2 separate regions of the Mus musculus genome follow, and region 2 is linked to region 1. Evidence: chromatin loops called from intact Hi-C (ENCODE). Cell type or tissue: heart. All regions are shown on one strand. Each heading gives the region's core, and the rest is flanking DNA. Links, peaks and the distances in the headings are about the cores only.

Region 1 (9,194 bases), core at 1,957-6,956:
ACTGCAAGCATGATCATCATTTCTGAAAGGCAGGGGCTGGTCCAGCTTGTCCTCTGGGCCAGAACAGCAGCCACAGTCCATCAGTGGGTGCCCTAGTTTCCCTCCAAGGTCACTGGACTCCCACATGGGAACTTTGTGTCCCAATTCACTTGTTAGGAGCTTTATAAAATCAATTATTCAACCACAGGAAACAATGGAGCACATGCTGGGTTCTTCCCCTCAGAGACAGAGCCCCAGACCCACTCAAGCTAGAGCAAGGGTTTATCTTTCCAATGCTCACCTGAGGGAGAATGGGCCTAGAGAGCACAGAAGACTTGCTCAAGCATGCACGATAGTTTCAATGTATCCAAGGTAGACTTGAGCCCCTCTCCATCACCTGGAAAAGGTGGGGGCCAGAGTGCATGTTCATAAGTGAGCACTGCCTTTTTGCTTTCCTCTCTCCCTGAGGCTCTAACCACAGGGTCAGCCTGCTCCAGCAGAGCCTCTGCTGTATTGTGGAGGATGTAATTAGTCCAGGCACAGGTAGGTGAGACACGGTCAGAGGACACAGGTACCTCTGCAGGGCCACCTCTCATCTTTGCTCAGTTTCTCTGGACTCAGGGACCCTCTGGGATGTGACTGAAGCAATTTGAAGTGCTGAGGCACTCAGTCAGGTGACAAGATGGCCTTCTTTCTGCTCTAACTGCCTGCCCTTAGTTTCCCCAAACAGCCAGTTGCTGTGTTTGGCAGACATTGTGTGGCCCTTGCTGGTCCTGGAAGTCAGGATCCAGAAGTCTTGTCTAAGTTCATTATCCTGTGGGTTCATTCTGTGAAGAGGGCAGAGCTGGGGGGTTGGGACATAAATACTGCTAAGGTAGAAGGCCTCTTTCTGAGCAGGTGGCTAACTAATGAAGACCTTCTCTATTGTGACAGGGGCACCCTGGAAAAGAAGGTCCTCCAGGAGAGAAAGGAGGCCAGGTGGGTACCCACAGCACCCTGCCTCAGCAGCCAGTCTCTGTATTGGTCTCCTAAGACCAATGGGGTCTGGGGGCATGGGGTGAGGGAGAGGCAGTGCCTGGACTGTAAGCTTCAGTCAGTCATGGGAAAGGGCTTTTGACTACTGAAGGATGCCATCTCCCTAGACAGGATACCCTTGTTCCCCTCAGCTGAAAAGTGTCTCACCTCAAGGTCCCCAGGAGGGAGACATGTTATTTCAATGACCCTGTTTTTTCTTGACCCAGGGCTATGTTTCCTTATATTACATAGCAACAACTCCCCCCAATCCCTCTGGGCCTCCTGAAGCTGGACACAGCATCTGACTGTCCTCAGATATTTTTGCTTTTTGAAAGGCATCACCCACTACCTCCATCATCAGCATCAGTACCAGTGAGGACCACAAGGCAGGGCCTCCTGCATCTCCCACAAGGCTAGGGTCCCACAGTGGTTGCCCAGGTACTCACACCTGAAAATAGCTAATGTTCTTTCACTTTGATCTTAGGGTCCTCCTGGCCCCCAGGGTCCCATTGGCTACCCCGGTCCACGAGGAGTCAAGGTAAGAGGGACTCTGCAGCTCTGGGTCTTCATAGAAGTCAAGGTGGGAAGGATGTATGTCCCTGGCTGGTTCCTGGCAGCTTCTCTGTTGTTAAGCCCTGCTCCAGGCACTCTAGAGTAGCCTAGTTCCCCAGTTCAGTATGCACATGCTGGGACCTCAGACAGCATGTCTGAGCAGGTGAGGATCTTGCCTGCCAGCTAGGGGACAGACTGCTACAGGATGAGGGATTACCTCCTAGACAGCTTGTGAAGAAGTGGGGACACTGTACTGGCCACCCTCTTGTGTTTACCATTTGTTCATACCAGGCTGACCTCTGGAGCCTTTCATGGATGTGGATCTTGTGAGGCAGGGGCATGGCCAGCCTAGGGAAGCTCAGAAACAGTCCTTTGAGCTACTGGCATGTTGGAAGAGGAAAAAGACTAGTATGTCCTCTCAAATCCCCAGCAGGCAGGGTTCGTGAGAGATGTCCATTTGTTTACAATCGTGTTTCTGCTGGTAGAAATTCCTGGAACCTTGTTAAGTGGGGCACAGAGTGCCAGAGCAATATTGAGAGCAAGGTCCCCTTTGTCCCTTCAGCACTAACTGAGTTTGCTCTGAGCTGCATGATTTAATCTTGAGTTCCACGGTTCCTGGGGCGAAGGCACATTCCTGTGTAGAAGATGAGCGTCTTATCGACAGGGTCTCTTCCTTCACCATACAGGGACTTTGCAATATCTCAAAGCTCCAGTCTCTTTCCCCACCCCAGCACCCGGCAAAAATGATAACAGCCCCTTCCTTCAAACTGACATGAAGGGGAACAGAGGTGTGCCCCCCTGTGAGTGTGCATATATGCAGAAGCACACCACAAAGCAACTTCAGTTTGAAGAATTTATATAAACATGACCCAGGCCGCTGCCCCACCCATGTACCTTGTGGTACTTTCTGTCCAGCATTGATGCAGACCCAAAGTATACAGCTGCCCTGGGTTGTGGAGGGTGGGGAGCTCACAACCTCCGTGTTCAGAGACTGTCTGGAATCCCTCCAAACATGGTACCCGCGTCTAGACTTGAACCCAAATGGCCCTGTTTCTGTGCCTCAGAAACCCTGACATCCTAGTTTCAAGAGTGACCTCTCGAAGATGGCAGCCTTAGGCAGGTCAGGTTCCTCCTGAAGCTTGCTTTTCCTGACACTGTGCCTACTGAAGGCTGGGAGGGAGATAACTGAGCAGCAGCGCTGATTATAGGAGCTCTACGTGTGTTTATCTTACAAATTTCTGTCTCCTACCCCAAGCCTTTGGCAGCTCCTATACATGGCTAATTGCGTAAGGCTTCCTCTGCAAGCTGAAAGGTGTTTACTTTAAAATGTTTATGGAGAATGCTCTTATCTATCGATCTGGTTCAAATTCACTCAGAACATGAGCAATCCAGTTAAGACTTGGAAGCAGAGAGGGAAGCAAGCATTAAGACAGTTTTCACAAGAGCAAGAGATAGTACTGCCCCGTGTGCTCTTGAGAACTGACGTGGTGTTGGCCACCTCATGAGTGCCAGGCTCACGGGCACAGCAGAGGTAGGTGTGGGAGCTGTCACCATTAGGGTAGAGAGATCTGATTATTTCCTACCCAGGCTTCTTCCAAGATGGGGTTCTCTCATGGCCTGTCTGCTATAAGAAAAATCCCACAATCTAGGGTTTTGTAATAGAGACTGGAAGTTCAAGGTCAAGGTGCAAGCAGATCATCATTTGGTTAGGGTCGCTTTCTCCTTCACAGCCTGGCTCTTCTCACTGCAGCCTCATAAGGTGGAAAGAGCAGACAGCCTCTCTCACCCCGCTCCCCTACTTCCCACCAAGAGTTGAACTCGGGGCTTGCCCACATCCCCTGGGCACTCTACCACCAAACTAAATAACCCCCTTATTTTTAATCGTTGTTTTGAGGAAGAATCTCACTAAGTTGCCTAGGTGTCTGGTCTTAAACTCATGCTCCTTCTGCTGCAGGGTCATGAGCAGTTGGGTTTGCAGGTCTGTGTCAGCTTCAGGGTCATGAGCAGTTGGGTTTGCAGGTCTGTGTCAGCTTCAGGGTCATGAGCATTGAGTTTGCAGGTCTGTGTCAGCTTCAGGGTCATGAGCAGTTGGGTTTGCAGGTCTGTGTCAGCAGGCCTGAACCTGAGAGATCATCTCTGCTGGGTTCTTCTGTTTATGTTTCTCTCCACCACAGAGATGCCTGGAAGAGTGTGGTGGGTGGGGCTCTAGGTCTCTCCTATGGAGACTTCTAGATATCCAGAAGGCATCTCAGGCAAAAAACAGTGCCCAGAAACCATTGGTTCCAAGGCAGCTGTCCAGACAGGGCACATTGTACCTTCCTGAATCTGTTGGACCACAGATGTTCTTCAACTCCTGTTACTTAGGTGCATGTGGCAAGCCTTGCTCACGGACTCTGTGTAGACATGTCATGATATCTCCATGTCTGCTCTACGCTCCTCTTCATTTTTCAGTTTGCTGCCCAACATTGACTCAGGTTTGAGCAAGCACAGAGCAGACTCCCTAGAGTCAGCACTCCTTCCTTAGAGCCATTCCATCCATGGCTGCTTTCAAGGGCCAGGATCCTAATGGGCTGGGCACCTATGCTGTCAACCCACATCCATTTATTTGGTGTTGGGATGAGTGAGCAAGAGCTGCTCTGACCCAGCTGCTATCCAGATCCATCCTGTTCAGCAGCTGTCCTCTTGCCCCTCCATTCTTCATTCTAAGCTGTGCATCATGGGATACTGAGTAAGGATGTTGTCAACCATGGGCTTGTCTCTTGATGCTCCAAGCCCTCCTTCCTTCCAGTGGTTGAGATCTCAGGGTACCTGTCCACCTGGCTTATAGCTCCTACCTTCCTGTGTCAAAGCTCAGATCTCAGCCCTGACTCCTGGGTCTGTATGTCTCCATTCCAAAGAGCTTCTTTCTAAAGCTCTTCCCAGCCCCAACCTCGGAACTACCAAGCCTATGTGGATCTCTGGCCAGCAGAGGGCAGCTGGTGGCACCTGGGTCTAGAAGGTGGCTCAGGCCCAGGCTGCAGCCTCAATCATGAAGAAACTGAGCCTTGTGACTCCTCTGCGGTCCTAGGCAGAGGTGGCTTGAGGCAACTCCTGGAGTCAACAGTGAGTCCATGTAGGTAAATGTCACCCCTCTCAGGAGCCCAAGGTCAGAAGGCATGGGCGGTTAAGCTGTGGCTCCATCTGTTACTAGGTTTTATGACTTCGCCTCTGACAACAGAGGGACTGGGACCATTGATAATAGAAGAAAGGGGGCCTGCTGTGTGTCCTTAGAGCTGTGTCTAACAGGGATTCCATGTCCACCCTGGGCTGAGGCCAGCCATACTCATTGTGACATTAGTTGGTGCAATACCATGTCACCTTTCAATGATAATGCAGAATTAACACAAACAGCCAGTGCACAGCATTTTTCTACTGGATGTCCAGTATGCACAGGGCACTGCCCTGAGGACTTTCAGATCACCCTTTTTCAAACAGTAGAGATAGGCTAGAGTCCTTGTCAATCCACTTCCAGATAAGAAAACAGGCATGCAGAAGTCTGGGACATCTTCAGAGGCCACAGAAAGGGTCAGGATCTTAACTCGCCGGCCTGCATTGAGTTTTTCCTAGCTGCAGGATTGGGGGACTCTTCCTAGAACAGGCAGGCATGCTAGCCTGGGAAACTGTTGGCAGGGCTTTGGGCCGTTAGAAAGGCAATATCAGGCCTTTGAGTAATTTGGGCAGGGGAAAGTATGGATGTTTGTGCAGAGGCCAGGGTAGGAGTTAAGGACAGTGGGGGCCTCACATGAGCTCCTGTCAATCAATGAGAGAACAGGAAGTACCCCTCCCTCCAGAGATGGAGGTATGTTGGATGAGGACTCATCTAAGGCTGGTCCATACTGCCTGTGGGAGCTGTTCCCTCTTGGGCTGTGCGTGTTTGTGATCACTCTCTATTCTTGCTTGCACAGGGGGCAGATGGCATCCGAGGTCTGAAGGGCACCAAGGGGGAGAAGGTAAGAATCTATCCCCTTGAGGGTGGGCTGTCTCAGTGTGGTACAGGACTCAATGGGGTTGCCTCCGAATGTGGAGGGGAATTGATGCCGTCCTGGTCCTAAAGGAGACTGGGGATCATGACACTGTCAGCATCTCCTGGGCTGGCCCAGAGCATCTACCTAGGAGGCCCTAGGGTGGCCACATGGCTGTATCCACATACCTTCGTCCCCCAAGTCTCTCCCTGCGGGTCCTTTGCAGGCAACAGTCCTCATGGTAGTCAGTTCTCACCTGAGAGGCCCAGAATTCCTACACAGAGTCTATCTAGTTTTACAGTCCAGTCTCAGGCTTAGAGCCAAGGCATGTGAAGGCACGTGCAGCCCGGTGACACTTAGCATATAAGCCACAATGTAGAATGTGGTACTGCCTGCCATGTTCAAGGCTGTATATCAGGCCTATGTGGATCATCTTGGTTAATACAAAGCTAAATAATGACACCCTGAATCACATAGTCAGAGTGCCCAGTACCCCTGGCAGAAGAGATATCCCGAGCCTTGTGGAACTGTGCAGCAGCCAGCCACTTCTGTCCCTCCATTTGGTGGTAAGAGGCCTGGCATTTGGATGGGATCCGACCATTTGAGCTCCATCCTATTGGCTGTAACTACTGGGTGTGGTTGCCCTTTGTGTCAGGCTGTGGCATTCCCTGTGGAATCTAAAGGCTATGAGAACAGACCTGACACCCGCATCTGCTTATGCTTGGAAGGTATACATTGCTTCTCACTGGGTACCTGTGGACAGTTTTTTGCCTCCATTACTGACTGATCTGATAGCCTGAAAACTATTCTCTAAAGACTGCTTTAAGGGCTATGGTTGGGGACATCTCAAGGTAGAGCCTGTGTGGTCTACCTTGAACTTCAGGGTGCTAACCACCTGGCCACCCTTTGGGAAGATCAGGCCAAAAGGTCTTCCATTTTCCACTATTTCTAGAGCACCTCTCCCTGATAGAGTAGAATCCTAGATCTCCTTCTGCAGGATCAGGAGAATGGGTTTGTCTTTTGAACAATTCAGCCAAGAACATACATACATGGACCTCATAGGGGTTTAGGGAAAAAGCGAGTTCTCTTAGGAGCAGATGCCCACTTGCTCCTCAGAAGGACTCTTTCCAAGCCCTCTGTCCCAGATTTCCCATTCTTTTGGGACACTTTACTACTGGACGGTCCTTCTGAGGATGGTTTCCAGAGCCTCGGCTTTATTACTTTATCTTGTCTTGTTTGTCTTCACGAGACAGGATGTGTCCCGTTACATACTTGGAAGGATATGACTGGGTTACCTGATGATGGTGCCTTACCAGGGAAGTTCCTGGGCTGTTCCAAACGACCCAGGAAGGCAGATTAAGAGGGCTCTAGGGAGAGGGGTGCCCGAGGATCTGTGGGTTTAATACATTGTGCGTACTGTAGCAGGTCTAAGGGATGGGTAAAGGCCTGTGGTATGCAGGCCTCCTTCTGTGCAGGCTGTATGTTTCCTCCCTGGGCAGCTCTCCTGCTCCTGTCCTGGGCTGGGGCTCCGTGTTGTGCAGGCCCATTGTGAGTGGACAGTAGTGTGGTGGAGTGGAGTTCTCTGTAGACTGATGTTTTCTTTGTTTCTGTTCAGGGTGAAGACGGCTTCCCTGGGTTTAAAGGCGACATGGGAATAAAGGGTGACCGGGTGAGTGTCCTGGGCCTAGGATTTGGGCCAGGGACAAGCAGAGTGAGTTTGGGGACCTGCATGAAAGCTTCGGGTATTCGGGACCACAGAGCAGCTTATCAGAAGGGAGACAAACACTTCTGCAAAATCCTGGTCTGAGGACAGAATGTCTGGAGCCCAGGGCCTCTGTGCAGTGCTCTCTAGCCTGCTCCTCAGTCTCCACTCCAAAGCCGGGGTTGCTCTCACCTGTGTTAACTCCAAGGACAGCTGTGGCTACTGTCACTCTACCCTGAGTGTTGGACAGGTGCCTTAGTGAGGACTGGGGACCCTGGATTACAGAGAAATTTGATTTCAGAGGATGAAGAGGAAAGACTGGGTGGAAACACTCCAGGCAGGCCCATAAGCAAGCCCCTGTCCAAGGTGTAGTGGATGGCTAGCAGAACTATGCGCTGTTGAGGATCTGCAGTCCCTCCTGCAACCCTCCTGAGGGTTTGCTCATCTCCTGGATGCACCCAAGTCACATTTGAAGCCCATACAAGCCCAACACCCTGCCCTCTGCTGCTCTGCCATGGGTGAAGCCCACAGCCCAAACACTCTGGTGTCTGCTGCTGGGCCATGGGTGAAGCCCCCCACAGCCTGGCTGTTTTCTGATACATTGTCCGTCCCAGCTCCAGGGAAAGCTGTTGGTACAGAAAAGGGTGTGGCTTGCTCAGGTCAGGGGTTGGGGAGGGTACTACTGCCCAGCACAGCAAGCACAATGAACCAGGGGTTAACAGTGACACTGAGGGCGGCTTCTAGGAGCTGATCTATAAAGTCGCCTATTAGCTCCTGCTGAGAAGTTTCCCCACATCTTCAGAATAACTCAGAGCCTGACAGAAGGTGACACACTGTGCGCCTGGTAGCCCAGCTGTTGCACACACCTGAGTGCCGTCTATCTGTTAATTCTGGCCTGTTGTCTGCTTGTATAATTATCTTCATAGCAGGCCCTGAAAGCACCTTTGCCCAACATCCCAGAACAAGAGGGCCTATATACTTGACACTTTGCCACAACCCGATGGGGAATGTCTGAAGCCACCTGCTTGTCTGTCAGAAGAGAAGAATATAAAAGGGACTTGGTGTTCTCTTATGCTGCCACTGATGGTGACTGCTCCCGGTCTCCTCCAAGTGAAGGATTCTCAGTGCCTCTGGCTGAGGGGCAGAAGTCCCTTTGACTCCCTCTTTCTGCTGACCTGGCACAGACCATTAGAGTTCACTTAACTGAGGCATGTGTGGTGGTGCATGCCAATAATCAGTGGCAGGAGACAGAGGCAGGAGGATAGATATGGGTTTGCAGCCAGTTTGGTGTTTATAAAGAGACTAGTTGGAGATGATTTAGAAATGGGAGATAGGAGTTGATAGGTAGACAGACAGACAGACAGACATAGCGAATCACACAAAAGACACTTCCTGGGAGCACAGATCAGTTTTCAGTAGATGACGGTGAGCTAGGGAAGCAGGTGCTATGGTTTGCTTTCTCTACAAACAGAGCTTTGCTCTGGGCTTTCTGTGGGTGCTCAGATGTGACTACCTAAAGGATTAATGGGCTATAGGAGTGCCTCCCAAGGACAGGGGGAGGGCTTCTTAGCCCTGCAGTTGGTGCTCAAGAGCTCGGATGTCACTTGTCTCTGAGCAGTCTGTTTTGATGTGAGGGCCATCCATCTGTCTGCAGCTGCTCTTGGAAGCAGGTAGTCACTGGAGGACTCAGGCATCAGTTGCCGGGAGCTCCAGAGATGCTATTTGGAGATGAGCACAGTGCTTCTGCGGCCCGAGTGGGTTGAAGTCCCTCTTGGTTTAGGCATAGACTTCATGCCTGCAACTAAGGACACTGGATGAAGTCTCTGGGTCTCCCGGGTGTGGGTATAGCTGGCTTACTCCCAGTTGGGGAGAGGTCCCCTTGATGCCTCCTGAGGCTTCAGAAGAAGGTGAATGTGGGGACTGTGACAGTTGGGTCTGGATCAGCT
Region 2 (9,194 bases), core at 1,560-6,559, 200 kb after region 1:
AGGCACAGGCAGAGAGATGGGCAGATCTAGCTGGCAAGGTGAACCCTGAGCTGTGGAGATGAGGGTGAGCCCAGCACACTGACCACCCCTGGATTCTAGCTCTTGCTTTTTCTTCTCGTGGCTAGGGTGGGCACTTGGAAAGGCTTGGGTGAGATGCTGGTGACAATGGCAGATAAATAGTCCCAGACCCAGCATAGCCACCCATCCCTCACCTGGAGACCGAGGAGGTTCTTCTTTGCATGATTATATCAGTAGTGCAAAGTGGATCCAGCCCCAACATGTGATCCACAACCCTTCCATGCCATGATGCTAACTCCACATGGCTAAGGAGGCAGAGACCTTGGCTGTCACCCTGTGCCCTCAGGCTTTGTGCTGGTTCTGGATGGTCACTTGGGAAGCCAAAGCCCACAGGAGGGTCCTTGTTCATGTGCCTGTTCATGTGACCATCACTTCTCACGCCCAGAAATCTGTAAATCAATGTGAAGAACAAGCAATGCCCGGCTTCGTTCACATTTGTGGACCATGCCAAGGCATCCTGGGTGATTACTCCTGGAAGCAGCTTTAGTTTCTCTCTTCTCTCTTCCTCACTGCTCCTCTCTCATCTTCTCTCTCTCCTTCTCCTTCTCCACTCTCTTTCCTGTGTCTTTCTCTCTTCTCTCTTTCCGCTCTGTTTATCTTTCCTCTGCCCCTACCTCTCTCCTTTATCTCTGTCTCCCTTTCCTGATCTGTCTCTTCCCTTTCTTTCTCCTCTTTCATCCCCCTCTTCTGTTTCTTCTCTCTCCCTCTTTCTTCCTCCCCTTCATCCCTCCCTATCCTCTTTCCCTCTCTATCTTTCCTCTCTCCCTCCTCCCTTCTCTTCTTTTCCTCTTTTCTGTCTTTTCTCTCTCTCTTCCCCTCTGTCTTTTTCTTCCTCTCTCTTTCCCTCCCTCTCCTCCTCCCTCTCTTCTCTTTCCATCTTTCCTCTCTTCTCCCCCATACTCCCCCTCCTTCTCTTTCCCTGTCTTTCCTCTCTCTGCTAAGTCTGACCTCTCTGCCCCCTGTGTCTCTGACTTTCCCTCTCCCTGCCTCTCCCCCTCCCCCTCCCCACTCTCCCATGATTAATTCTGGTGGAACATGGAACTCAAACAATAAAGAGAGTGGGACCAGCTGGGTCTTATCTGCCTTTGTCTTCTTCTACAGGAATGACCATTTAATAGTCTGTGAATTCCTTACGTCTTTGTTCTTAACCTGAACCCCTGGGAAGACAGCAGACTAGGTGCCAGGCTCCTTAAGGCACCCCACCTGCAGAACTGCCTTTGTACCTTTGAAGTAGGTAAGAACCCCATGAGAGCTAAGGAGTGATAGATGAGAGCTCCACTGAATTCTGTGGGCCTTGGAGTTAAGGCAGTCTCTGCTACTTCTCAGCTCTGTAACACTGAACCAGCACTTCTCCTCATATCTGCCCTGGTTTCCACATGAGTGACTAACTGCGGTACAGCAGGAGCTTAGCCCGGAGCCTGGCACAAGCTGATGTTCAGTGGAGCAACTTGCTCCCAACTCTTCCTGCACTCACAACTGGGAGTGGGGTTCAGAAGCAGCACCCTCCTGTCCTGCCCTGGTAGGGAAATGGCCAATCAAAGTGAAGCATCATAGGCCAGGAAAGAATGTGAGCCCTGGAAGCCTGCAGAACCAGGCTCTGCCACAACCTGAGACAGACTTCACACTTTGGAGCTTCTGCTTCCTCAGCTGAAGAAGGTGGAGATGGTGTGCTCAAATATAGAAGTGAGGATACATGTCCCGCAAAGGCGCCAAATGCAGAGTCCTGAGACTATGATCCATGACTGGATGGATCAGCATACCCTCATCTCCTTCCTGCCCCCACACCCAGAAGAACCTGCAACCTAGAAGACCCACTGTGGGCATCCCCAGAACCTGTCTGCTTCCTGCGGGCAGTCGTGCTCCCAGGCAGGGCCACCAAGTGGAGACAAGGGTGGCATCAGAGTGTCAGACTCTGATTTGATGTGGAAAAGTAGAAGTGTTTCACTGTGTAATGAGGCTCTAGGCCTCTGCTGGGGATATGGAGCCATTCTGCCCTGCCTGTTGATCAGGAAGCCAGCCACAGGAGCCCATTGAGTCTGTCTAGCAACAGAGTCAAATGTGTCCTGAGCCACTTTTTCTGATCTTGGCTTCTCTGTAGTTTTGGATTTAGTGGGATCCATGAAGGTCCCTCTCTCTTGGGTGCCTATCCTGTCCATTCTCAGGAAATAAATGGCTCAAAGCTGGTCTATGTGGCATGTCCTATGGAGACTTCTGATCTTGGTTGATGCCTGAGTAAAGAGGGCTCATTGCTGAGCAAACTTCCAATTAATCTCCATGTACACTGAACACTAGGTTACACAAGAATGGGCCAACATCCCACAGGGAATCCTGCTCAGAGTCTCCTTACTAACCCTAACCCTAATCCTAACCTTAAACCTAACCCTAACCCTAAACCTAACCCTAAACTTAACCCCAACCCTTTAGCCCCAACCCTAACCCTAACCCCAACCCTCTAGCCCCAACCTTAACCCTAACACTAACCCTAACCCCAACCCTCTAGCCCTAACCCTCTAACCCTAACCCTCTAGCCCCAACCTTAACCCCAACCCTAACCCTAACCCTAACCCCTAACCCTAACCCTAACCCCAACCTAACCCTAACCCCAACCCCAACCCCAACCCCAACCCCAACCCCAAGTCTAACCCTAACCCTAACCCTAACCTTAACCCTAACCCTAAACTTAACCCTAACCCTCTAGCCTCAACCCTAACCCCAACCCCAACCCTCTAGCCCCAACTTTAACCCTAATCCTAATCCTCTAGCCCTAACCCTCTAGCCCTAAACTTAACCTTCTAGCCCTAACCCCAACACTAACCCTAACCCTCTAGCCGTAAACCTAACCCTAACCCCAACCCTCTAGCCCTAACCCTCTAACCCTAACCCTCTAGCCCCAACCTTAACCCCAACCCTAACCCTAACCCTAACCCCAACCCTAACCCTTAACCCTAACCCTAACCCTAACCCTTAACCCTAACCCTAACCCTAACCCTAACCCTAACCCCAACCCTAACCCTGATTTTCTCTGAAGAGTCAGAAAGAAGTCAGAAGTCAGATGAACCTGACTTGGCCTCCTCCCTGCCCTGTTTCTCTTGCTGTCTCTCCCAATGCATGTGACCCAGCTGGTTACTGTAGCACCCCAGCCCCGACCTCCATCAGGACCTGTAATACACTCCATATCCTTCTGACGCTCTACTGGCCCCCAGGAATGGTCACCATTCACATGAACCAACTTGGTGGCTCTAGGATGATGTCCTCCCTCACTTCAAGTCCCCACTCTCTCCTGAGGAGCAGAGACCCAACATGAAAGCCAGACCCCTCCTCCCCCACCCAGCTGAGCCCCATGAGTCTGCATTCTCACAAGAGCAGAATTCACAGATCATACACTCTGGCCCCATAGTCACCATCTTCATCTCACACCCCTTTCCTGTCCCATTGTGCCTCTGTCTTGCTGTCTCTCCTCTCTCTGTCTATGTCTGTGGTTTTGTCTCTGTTTCACCACAGTCTCTGTGTGTCTCTCTACTTGTGTCTCTGTCTCCATGTCTTTCTGTCTTTGTCTATCTCTGTATCTGTGTATTATGTCTCTGATTTGACTATGTCTGTCTTTGTCTCTGTCTCAGTGTCTCTGTCTTGTCTCTTTCTATGTCTGTGTTGTCTCTCTGTCTTGTGTGTCTACCTCTCTCTCTGTCTATCTCTGTGCCCGTGTCCCTGTCTGTCTGTCTGTCTTTGTCTCTGTCTGTCTCACTTTCTGTTTTGTCTCTTTATGTCTTGTGTGTCTATCTCTCTCTATGTCTGTCTCTTTGTCTGTACCCCTGTCTGTCTTTCTCTGTTTATGTCTCTGTCTTTCTCTATGTCTGTCTGTCTCTGCATCATGTGTCCCTGATCTGTCTCTCTATGTTTGTCTCCATGTTCTCGTGTTCTCTCTCTCTCTCTCTCTCTCTCTCTCTCTCTCTCTCTCTCTCTCTCTCTCTGTGTGTGTGTGTGTGTCTCAGCATCTGTGTGCCCAGTCTTGCTCCCCCCTTCCCCCACTAAGCCGCCAAGCCCCACAGCCACCCCAACCAGACCACTGCATGGGACATGGGCCCTAAATGGAAATACAAACATCCTCAAGACGGGAGGCAAAGGCTATTTGACACCCAGATGCCTATCCAGGTGGCCTTGCAGAGGGAGAGGCTGAGGGTGTGAAGTCTGGAGTGAAATGGTCACAAGCATGGGCACCAGGCAGTGAAGGAGGCAGGACGGACATGTCTCTGGAGAACACCAAGCATCCTCTAGCATGCAGGCCTGGCCACTCAGCCTTCAGGCAGCTGATGGAGGAGAGCCTCACATCAGGCAGTACAGAGTGCTAAGCAAACAAATGAAGAGGCTCAAGGCGGCCATGACTCTCTTGCCCTAGGTCCTAGCTTTATTTCTATTGCTGTAATAATCAATGAACAGAGGAACTGAAAGAGAAAATGGTTAATTTACTTAACCACCCTGATCTAGTCCATCACGAAGGGAAGCCGAGGCAGGACCCTGGAGGCAGGAACGGAAGCAGAGGCCATGGTGGGACACTGTTATTGACTTGGTCAGTTTTGTTAGTTTCTTTCTTTGTTTTTCTTATCCAAACCCATGACACATAGTGGGCTGGGCCCTTCTGCATCAATCATTAATCAAGAAAATGCCCCACAGACGTGCCTACAGGCCAGTCTAATGACACCCAAGCCTGTGTCATGCTGACAAAGAAGCAAAGAGAACTTCCCAACAAGGAAACATCTAACCTGCCGTCTGAAGGAAGCCATTGAGGATCTGAACCAGAGGGTCCCAGTGAGGGACAAAGGTGACCGTAAGATGGGAAAACCAACCAACCAACCAAACAAATAAAGCAAGCGAGTGACTAAGTGTCGTAGGATTCCCATTGCTGTAATGAAACACCATGACCAAGGCATCCCTTGTAAGGGCAACATTTAATTGGAGCTGGCTTACAGGTTCTGAGATTCAGCCCGTTATCATAGCAGGAAGCATGGCAGCGTCCAATCAGGCATGGTGCTGGAGGAGCTGAGAGTTCTATATCTTGTACCAAAAGCAAACAGGAGAAAACTGTCTTGCAAGCAGCTAGGAGGAAGGTCTCAAAGCCCACTCCCACAATAACACACTTCCTCCAACAAGGTCACACCTCCTAATAGTGCCATTCCCTGAGCCAAGCATATTCAAACCACCACACACCTGCACAGTCTTAAGTAAGTAAGAAAGAAAAAAAAAGCCAGATGTGATGGCATGCACCGTAATCCTAGCACCTCAAAGGCTGAGGCAGGTACATCTCTGAGCTGGGGGATCAACTTTATCTATAGAGTGAGTTTTAGGACAGCCAGGTCTACACAGGGAAACCCTGATTTAAAAGACAACTACAACAACAAGAAAACAAACAGAAAAATAAATGAATAAATCTTTTTTTTTTTAAATATGAAGACCAGGAAGTGGGTGGCCATGGCTGTGAACTCTGGGTAGTTGGGTGGTCAAGTCACAGGATCTGCTGCTGGGCTGGATGTGAGGACTCTGGGAGCCAAGCTGAGCCCAGTAAGCGTAGTTCCCGGAACAGGAAGAACAAACTCACTGTTGATGGGAATGGGAAAGAGCAGGGCAGAGTCAACTTGGTGGGCTGAAGACCTTGGAGTTTAGTCCAAGAGAGCTGCCTGCTGCAGGCCAGCTGTGCACAGAACTCATGGACGAGACTGTGCAGGTGTGAGAGGATGTAGGTGCTGAGGAGAGGGAGGAGTAGCCACAGGGAGCACCTCAATCTTTAAAGATGGCTGGTTGGTGAGACCACAAGGGGGAGGGCTAAGAGGACCTGAGAGTATAGAAGGGAAAACTATGCCCAGGCCAGAAGCAGTCATGGGTCCATGGAATAGGTGTGGCCACTGTGGAGACACTACTGATAAAGCCATTGCTAGATTGTGAATATCACTGGTAACCTTGTCCAGAGCCACCCTGAGGAGCAAGATGTGCCACCAACAAGAACAAAGGAGTGGCAACAAGCTCAGTCTGCGATGACCAGTAGCTCCACACAAGGCACTAAGAGGTGAACATGGCTGGTGCTGGCAGGAAAAGCAGACTCTGTGCTGAAGGCAGGCTATGTGTTAGTGCTGATAGAAGTGGAGGACAGGTTCACAGAGACAAAAGGTTGGTTCACTAAGGAGGAAGTTGAGGAAGACCTTGCTTGTGATCAGATTGGAGATAGAGCGAGGCATGAGGCTCCCCAGAGGGCTCTCAGTTAGGTTTCCCCATAAGAGAAAGAACACAGAGTTGGGGCGGATGAGGTGGACGTCAGTGGGAAGAAAGGTTGAGCAATTTCTAGGAGCCCCTGAGCTCCCTGAGTTAGGAAGCCGGGATATCAAAGTGGGCTTCCTGCCTGCTCTGCTGTCTGTAAGCAGGGGATGGTGGGTGGGAAGCTGAGCTTAACACAGCTGGTGTGATCAGGACAAGAAAGGTGGAGATTAGCCAGGGCTTGCTATACCATTGCTGGGTAGGACAAGAAGAATGCAGAGGCTCAGAAGAATGGCAGCATCCCAGGCCTCCCTCAGGCCGAGGGTTTAATAGGAGCACAAAGGTTATTATTGCTTCACGTCCCATCCAGAAGAAGGGCTAAGGATTGCAAATTGGGGTGATGGGCTGAGTCTTCGTGACTGAGACTGTCAATCCTGCAGTAACAGCACAGGACACACAAGAGTGAATGCAGACACCACGTCATTCTCTGATGGCTTCCAGATAGAAACAACTGGTCATAATGCCCAAGATGTTGTCCTTAGTATGAGTCTGCCATTGGCCCTCTCTCCAGACTGCCCTAGGCACAGTGCCTGTCAAATAGTGCATTCCCAATAAGCAAATGTCATTCATGAGACACCACTCAACAAGCTTGGTCAGAGGACACAGTGCAGTGACCTGGGATAGCAGATTGCATGGGGTACCCAGCTCAATTGCACCACGTTATTGGGAAGCTGGCCATCTGAAGGCTCTGGTCTTGGCTCTGGTGGCAGGACACATCGAAGCTGGACAGCTGGGGAGGTTTCAGGCCCCATTTGTTAGGAAATTCAAAGAGAGGACAGGGAGTTAGTGCTGTTGCCTTGGTAACACACTGTCACGTTATAACGAGGCTCAGTGGTAGCAGGAAGCCTGGCTTAAAGGAGTACAAAACATATCGATTCTCCGGGTATCCTGAGGAGACACACCAGGAAAGCTGGCTGGTCCATCAGAAAGACAGCGGGTGAGGTAGTTAGGAAGCTAGGAAGTGGGGCGGACCAAGCCAGTCCAGTGCTCAGTAACCCTGGTGGCTGGGAACCACTGAGTTGTGTCTGAGACAGCTCAGGGTTTCAAGGCTGGCACAGAAAGGTTGGGTCTGCCTGACACGGTAGCCCTTGGACCTACACCTTTCCAGACAGGAAAGCCTTGTGTCCAGAGAGTTGCATGAGGTGTGGCAACCTGGAGGACCCTGCTTCCACCCCAACACAGAAACTGAGCCAAGCAACAAAAGTACAAGGTTAGAGGAGGGGCAGGAGTGAAACACTGGAGGCCGGAGGAAGGAGGAACTGAGCACACTAGCTGCTAGCCTTCAACACAGGTGACGGTCCAAATGAGCATGTAGGATGCCATCTCCATAGATCTTTCCCCGTGATGACGAACTCCAGGGTAGCCAGTGACGTTGGCTCTGCGTAATTATGTCCTGGCTTTATATTCAGCTAAAGTGTAATGCGGTTGGCCTCTGTGTCTGCAGGTCCCCAAGTCCACAGATGGAAAATAGCTTGCAGGAATGGGAGGCTGCAGAAGTGAGCTAGATGATACATTATAATAACTGTTTATACAGTTTTACATTACACTGAGTATTAGCAACAATCTAGAGGCGATTTGACTGGAAGTATGTGGGAGGAAATACAAGTATTATGCATCAATTAATTTTTTTTTTTAAAATTCACAAATTAAAATAAGACTAGAGAGACTCAACTGTTAAGAGCAGTTCTACTCTTTCAGAGGCCTGGGGTTAGGCTCCCAGCAACCTTCCCAGGTGGCGTACAACCACCCATAAGTCTTAGAGATCTGACACCCTCTTCTGGTCTCCAATGGGTACTTCCATGCTCTCCTGCACAGACACATATTATTACAAATAATACAAATAAAAATTTAAAATTAAAATAAACAAAACCAGAAACATTGATTAAAATAAGCAAGGAAATAAACTATCCAAGAAAAATGTGTCCATGTTGTAGACACAGCACACCATTGTGCCACGGGACGCAGTTTCCAGACTGAATGGCCAAGTGACAATCTCACTCTCTTCTCCTGTTTCAAGCCATCCCTGAGTGCCAGGCAGGGCTGTGTTTGGCCCTCACCAGTGTCTTTGCTCCACTAGGTTGGCACAGAGTGGCGAACTGACCATCACTCTATTGACAGGGATGGGAGGGACACCTAGGGATGACCAGCGAGAATCACAGCAGCTCCTGAGAAGCAGACTTGGATCAGAAGCCAGGCTAGGTGGCTGTAAAGACAACAAATTCTCAATTATCTGTTTATATGCATGAGAGAATGAACATGCAGGGACTGAGTGCTACCTCAGTGGTCCCAGGGGTGGGCTTTCTTGATGTTTTCTTCATTGTATTACATGTTTTTTTTTTAAAGTCGTACAATAAATGACTATGTTTGGGTTTGGGGAAGGAGGAGTGTGTGTGTGTGTGTGTGTGTGTGTGTGTGTGTGTTTGTGTGTGTGTGTGTGTGTGTGTGTGTGTGTGTTTCTGTGACAGAACTCAGGGCCCTGTGCATGCTCTATCATTGAGGTACAGCTCTATACAATGTAAGTAACTTAAAAAAAAAAACAGTTTTATCCAACACTAATGCCGACTCCACAACTTTCTCCCATTCACAGTACTCGCTGTTCTTCCAGGAGACCTGTGTTCAGTTCTCAGTGCCCACACCAGGGGGATCACAGTCACCTGTGTGACTCCAGCTCCAGGGGAACCAGTACCCTTTTCTAGCCTCTGTGGGGACTCTCATACATGGTACACACATTCACACTCACTCACACACACAGACACACACATTCATGCACACATACACATAAATTAAAATAAACCTGAAGTGATCAAGTCAAAGGT

Evidence for each region. A loop is a pair of places that touch in the nucleus more often than their neighbours do. Peaks named below come from ENCODE experiments on the same cell type or tissue, not always from the same donor. Only the 100,000 strongest peaks of a DNase experiment are listed, where the experiment ranks them.
Region 2: a loop joins it to region 1, with 2.0 times the contacts of the local background. A loop is called at or near these places in 7 of 42 quality-filtered maps.

What each region holds. Positions count from the first base shown.
Region 1 is chr2:27,979,560-27,988,753 of GRCm38, forward strand. Col5a1 (collagen, type V, alpha 1) reads left to right here. Exons shown (of 66, transcript NM_015734.2): 26 at 913-957; 27 at 1,478-1,531; 28 at 5,490-5,534; 29 at 7,162-7,215. Among named protein-coding and RNA genes, the nearest start is that of Gm13372, 48 kb to the right of the region's middle. In heart, for the core only: a CTCF peak has its summit at 4,509 (motif pointing right); a DNase peak (open chromatin) is centred at 4,531; H3K27ac peaks cover 4,217 bases.
Region 2 is chr2:28,181,564-28,190,757 of GRCm38, forward strand. No RefSeq gene overlaps it. Among named protein-coding and RNA genes, the nearest start is that of Olfm1, 20 kb to the right of the region's middle. In heart, for the core only: no CTCF peak of the experiment used is centred there; no DNase peak of the experiment used is centred there; H3K27me3 peaks cover 425 bases.